Linked DNA regions of Homo sapiens: region 1 is linked to region 2. A link is an interaction called in ENCODE POLR2A ChIA-PET data of the cell type or tissue named here. Cell type or tissue: B cell. All regions are shown on one strand. Each heading gives the region's core, and the rest is flanking DNA. Links, peaks and the distances in the headings are about the cores only.

The links. ChIA-PET counts read pairs that join two places held together with the same protein. Peaks named below come from ENCODE experiments on the same cell type or tissue, not always from the same donor. Only the 100,000 strongest peaks of a DNase experiment are listed, where the experiment ranks them.
Region 1: POLR2A ChIA-PET joins it to region 2 with 5 read pairs; 22 of 35 experiments call an interaction of 5 or more read pairs at or near these places.

What each region holds. Positions count from the first base shown.
Region 1 is chr14:31,425,693-31,428,613 of GRCh38, forward strand. The region is part of intron 2 of HEATR5A-DT (HEATR5A divergent transcript); the gene reads left to right. Among named protein-coding and RNA genes, the nearest start is that of HEATR5A-DT, 6.4 kb to the left of the region's middle. In B cell, for the core only: no CTCF peak of the experiment used is centred there; no DNase peak of the experiment used is centred there.
Region 2 is chr14:31,197,603-31,200,523 of GRCh38, forward strand. All of the region lies in intron 2 of HECTD1 (HECT domain E3 ubiquitin protein ligase 1), which reads right to left. Among named protein-coding and RNA genes, the nearest start is that of HECTD1, 8.7 kb to the right of the region's middle. In B cell, for the core only: no CTCF peak of the experiment used is centred there; no DNase peak of the experiment used is centred there; H3K27ac peaks cover 605 bases.

The sequences.
Region 1 (2,921 bases), core at 122-2,621, 230 kb after region 2:
GAGTCGTTATGTATATTAGTGGGCTGCATTTGATGCAATGTTTCACAAACTTATTTGGAATATAATATCCTTTTTTTTTAAAAAAGGAATGCATATTAATAAGTTTTAGAATGAATGTTTCTGGGATCAGACTTTGGAAAATGCAGCTTTGGAAGTTTGTTATTAGTGATCTACTCCAGTCATGCCAGGTTGCTCAATGTTGATGGAACCACTGAGGAGACTAGGCTTCACATGTGGCAAACTCATGTCACAAAATTCATGGGTAGGCACAGCTTCCACTCTGTTGATTTCAATGTGATCTGAAGCCTGAGATGACACCAATACCCTACTCTAACAAAAGATCTGCTGGCCCTTTGTGATACAGCTTTCCACTTTGTAGTCTATGAAGCATTATTTGTCAATATACTGCTGAGCTTGCTGTAATCTGTGACAGCTTTTAGCACTAAATTTCTAATGAGAACTTTTGGCAATGGATAGGATTTCCCCCAGTAGCAAACTACCACTATAAATATTCAGTTCAAGAAGTGCTTAAAAACAGAGTAGCAGATCTTGACCTATCATGGCAAGTAAGAGCAAGCCATTTAACCTAGAAAGAAACTGTTAAACTCAGAGCTGGTGCTTCTAAGCAGGAATACTGAACAAAGGTAGATCTGCAACTATGTATTTGGTAACGCTTGACACTAGAAATGACTGCAATTGTGTTCATACCTAACAAGGACTCCTAAGGCCCCTCCCAAATCCTCATTCTCTGATCAGATGAAGAAATACAGTGCTTTATATGTGTGTATAAGCTTTATGGTTTTGTTCCAAACTTGCTGTAATATTTTATAAGAAAGCCACTTAACCTCTTTGAACGGTGCTTTTCTCCTATGGAAAATGAACATGTTATATTAGGGGGTCTCTTAGGGGTTATCCTCTGATTTTATCTTTTTGTTGTTGTTGTTTGTCTTATTTATCCTCTGATTTTATGAAAATCATTCTTCTGGTTTTCATAAAAAAGGGAAAGAGACTTCAGGAAGTCAGTGTTAAGATGCTGTAACCTGGAGTGGGAGAGAAGACCCTGGAGATTGCCTCTGGCTACTGCTTTAATATAGTTTTCACCTTGAAAGGCAGGAAGGATGTGACCCTGAAGGGGTGAGCACCAGGACAGGAAGGTTCCAGTGGAGAGGGGGAGGATCAGGCAGCAACACACCTGCAGTGGCCAGGGACAGCAGGTTCTGCATAATGGAATCTGTAGCAGACTTTAAGAAGTGGGAAGGTGGTGTTTGTGGGGAATCAATAAAAGTCGGGCTAAACGGAATTAAAACAAAGTCCTTGGTCTGCTCATCCATGTTTGCCTGCCAGAAAGTCCCTGATGGGAACCACAGGAAACACTATCATAAGCCAAATTAATCACAAAGTTAATCTATCAAGGTGAAGAAGCAAAAGTTAATGACCTTCCAGCTGAGTTCTAAAAATGAGCCAAAACTCAGAGAATGGGATAGCTCAAGCCAGAGCTAGGACTGAGGAGGAGGGCCATGTTAATTAACTATTATACAAACCCTCAACTTCTGCCACAAGCTCTTTAGGAAAGTCAACTGTTTTACATGCTGACAGGTAACTGAAGAAAGTAAGTTAGTGCTTTTATTCATGGATGCTTCATCCTTTAGGAGTAGCATATAAGGACCCCCACAGAAATCCTATTCACCAGTTGGATATATATTTGATATGAAAACTAATGAAGGATGATCATCCACTTCAAAGTTAAATGTTAGAATAGTAATCACACAAGACAACATTAAGACCCAAATAATTTGTAATAAGATTCATAATTTAAGATTATTTGTCGGCCGGGCGTGGTGGCTCATGCCTGTAATCCCAACACTTTGGGAGGCCGAGGTGGGTGGATCACGAGCTCAGGAGTTCAAGACCAGCCTGGCCAACATGGTGAAACCCCGTCTCTACTAAAAATACAAAAATTAGCAGGGCATGGTGGTGTGCACTTATAGTCCCAGCTACTCGGGAGGCTGAGGCAGGAGAATTGCTTGAAGCTGGGAGGCAGAGGTTGCAGTGAGCCGAGATCACGCCACTGCACTCCAGCCTGGGTGACAGAACGAGACTCGGTCTCAAAAAAAAAAAAAAAAAAAGATTATTTGTCTAATTCAAGAAATTGAACTTATCCAGCAAGCTGGCTCTACATAGTTGATAAATAATATTCTTGTGGAATTATTTTATATATAAGGAAAAACTATATACCTATTATAAAAATACCTATAGAAATTATCAGTTACTATGTTTATGTATATAGATCTATTATTATCTTCTTTGGGACATATGATTCTTGAAGAAAATTCTAATAAAAATTAGTCATATATCAAACTTCTTGTTTAGCTACAAACTTAAAGGCAAAAACCCTATCTAGATGCAAACATTCAACTGACCAGTATGAACAATAGCTAGAAATTGAATTACCCATGTAATATGGTTAAGGTAATCAGTGGAGCCAGAGTCGTAGATCTGGAAGAAAAAGAAAAATGTTAATAATATGGAATAGAATTATATACTCTTGAATTCAATTTGCCAGCCTACAAGCATTCACAGACCAGAGCACAAATCCACTTATAAACCATACTTGCTTATCTTAATAATATTTTATTGACTTACACATTTTCTCCTGTTGTTTGCTTCCTTTCCCTTATATTGTCTGAGACCAAAATCAAGAAAGACATTTTCTTAAATATATGATAAAATATTAAGTTTTTAAAAAGCAAAATATTAAATTCCTTTATTCTAATTGAACTATATTAAAATATGTGTATGGTTATGAACAACAATTATAAGAGATTAAATAAAAAGGAAATAATTGTATTTGAATCATGAGATTAGGAGCTCTTTTATCTTTTCAATATTTGTAGTTGTTTTACTGCCTTTTTTACAAAAAG
Region 2 (2,921 bases), core at 174-2,673:
ATTAAAATTTAAGAAGCACTGCTTCTATACAAAAGCCAATTCTCTCCCAGTTTTTCAGAATCCTTACCCTAGGGATTATTCACTCTCTTTCTTATCTCTTTGACCTTTAAAAGAAAAAACCCCACACTCCTTTTCCAATTCAATTCTTCAAAAAAGTTTCCACATGTCCTCCATTTCATGTTCCACTCACTCCTCAACCCATTCAGATCTGCCCCTCACCACCACTCCACTCAGCTCTCATTAAGATCAATGACCTTGAGAATGTTGCTAAATCTAAAGGACATCTTTTCATCTAACCCCTACTTGACCTCTCACTAGTATTCAAAACAATTGCCCTTTCTCTTCTTGAATCACTTTCTTTCCTGTGTTGACATGCGCACTAATGATGCAAAAGCAATAGTGGATAAAACTGCAGGTGCTTTAACATGAATCAAGGCAGTAGCCCTAACCTGTACTAGATAACTGTATTCTTCACTGCCAAGCACTGGTATTAAGAAAAAAGCCAGTTTCACTAAAGAATAAACTAGATGAAGCAAAATTATTAAATTTACTAAATCTCAACCCCTGAAGATACATCTTTTCAATATTCTACTTAAAGGAAATGGGAATTAATTATAAAGCACTGCATACGGAAGAATAATGGCAAAGTACATACTTGAGGACTGAACTAGCCACTTTTTTCTTGCAACACCATTTTTACTTGAAGGACTATCAGACAAACTGATCATTCAGACTTGGCTATCTGGCAAACATTTTTTCAAAATTTAATCACGTATGCCTTTCATTTCAAGGAAAACGATCAACTGTATTTGTTGCCAATCATAACACTCAACTTTACAAGCAAAAATGACATTTTTGGAAAACTTGTATTTGACACCATGAGCTTGAAAGCTTCTGAATATTTAAAAACTTGTCTGATGAGAGTGGTAGTCATATTGACAAATAAGACTTTTTGGCACTGTGGAATGAGATATGTCCACATTTGGAAAATCTGTGTAACTCAGTGGACTGATATTTTCCACATGACCAATGCATAATTTTTGCAAAAGTAAACATGGGTAAAACAGTCACTCAAAGTATAAGACAGACCATCAGATTTTAATGTAACAGAGTGAGTATAAGTTCACTGATATGATATCAGAATCCACATTATAACTAATCCTGGTAGGGTGCAGTGGCTCATGCCTGTAATCCAGTACTTTGGGAGGCCAAGGCAGGTGCATCACTTGAGGTAAGGAGTTCGAGGCCAGCCTGACCAACATAAAATACTAAAAATAAAAAAAATTATTCCAGTGTGGTTGTCTGCGCCTGTAGTCCCAGCTACTCAGGAGGCTAAGGCGGGAGAACTGCTTGAATCTAGGAGGTGGAGGTTGCAGTGAGCCAAGATCGCACCACTACACTCCAACCTGGGTGCGAGAATCTGCCTCGAAGAAAAAAAAAAAAAAAAAAACAGAATCCACATTATAACTAATCCTTAAGAAACTATCACTTGTTGAATTTTGACATGTTATCAAAGAAGCATATCCATGATTACGTTAAAAAATATAATATTCTTCTTCCCTTTCCCAAATACATCTGTGGATGATTTTTTCATATATTTCAATCAAAATAACATAATGCAACAAACTGAATGCAGAAGCAGATATGAGAATCCAGCTATCTTCCATTAAGGCAGACTTTAAGGAGATTTGCAAAAATGTAAATTAATGCCTCTATTCTCCCAAAATGTTTTCTTTTAAAAAAGTTATTTTTCACAAAAAAATTTTAACATGTAAGGGGTTTATTATTATAATTTTTTTTTTTTTTTTTGAGACAGAGTCTTGCTCTGTCGCCCAGGCTGGAGTGCAGTGGGGCGATCTCGGCTCACTGCAAGCTCCGCCTCCTGGGTTCTGACCTGAGGTCAGGAGTTCAAGATCAGCCTGGCCAACATGGTGAAACTCCGTCTCTACTAAAACTACAAAAATTAGCTGGACACGGTGGCGCACACCTGTAATCCCAGCTACTAGGGAGGCTGATGCTGGAGAATCACTTGAACCCAGGAGGCAGAGGTTGCAGTGAGCCAAGATTGTGCCACTGCACTCCAGCCTGGGTGACAGAGCAAGACTCCATCTCAAAAAAAAAAAAAAAAAAAAAAAAACAACTTCCCAGTTTCATTCTGAATATGGCAAATAGCAGTAAGCATACTAACATAAACAAAAGTTCTTCAGGATCCACAATAATTTTTAAGAGCTTAAGGAAGTCCTGAGACCATAGAGTTTAAGCATCACTGCCCTAGATCTCAATCACATCCCATGGCCACAATTAACCTCCACAGGTGCTTGACTCTAAAATTTTTCTCTAATCCAGGCTTCACCTCCAATTTCCATTTATACAACTGCTTACTTAATATCTCCACTGAGATGTCTCAAAAGTACCTCATACTCAACATATCCAAACCCAAACTCATGATCTCAATCTCTCAAACATGGTCCTCTTTCCAGTGTTCTCTCTCAGTGAGTGGCATCATCATCCATTGTAACCTGAGTCATCCACGACACTTCCTTCTCCCTCTCTCATATTTAATCATTCGACAAATCCTGACTATCTTGCCTTCCAAATCTCTCTCAAATATATTCAACTTTCTACTTTTATCACAAAACCCTCTATCTCTCTGGATCATAGCCTCCTATCAAGTCTACAAGCATTTGTTTGTTTTGTTCCCACTTCCTATCTCTCCTTACTCATCCTTCCTAGCTCTAGGAAAAACCACTTCCCCTTTCTTGGCCAGGCACGGTGGCTCACGCCTGTAATCCCAGCACTCTGGAAGGCCAAGGCGGGAGGATCACTTAAGCTCAGGAGTTCTAGATCAGCCTGGGGAACCTAGTGAGACCTTGTCTCCATCTAATTTAAAAAAAAAAAAAAAAAAAAAAGGTCACACCTGT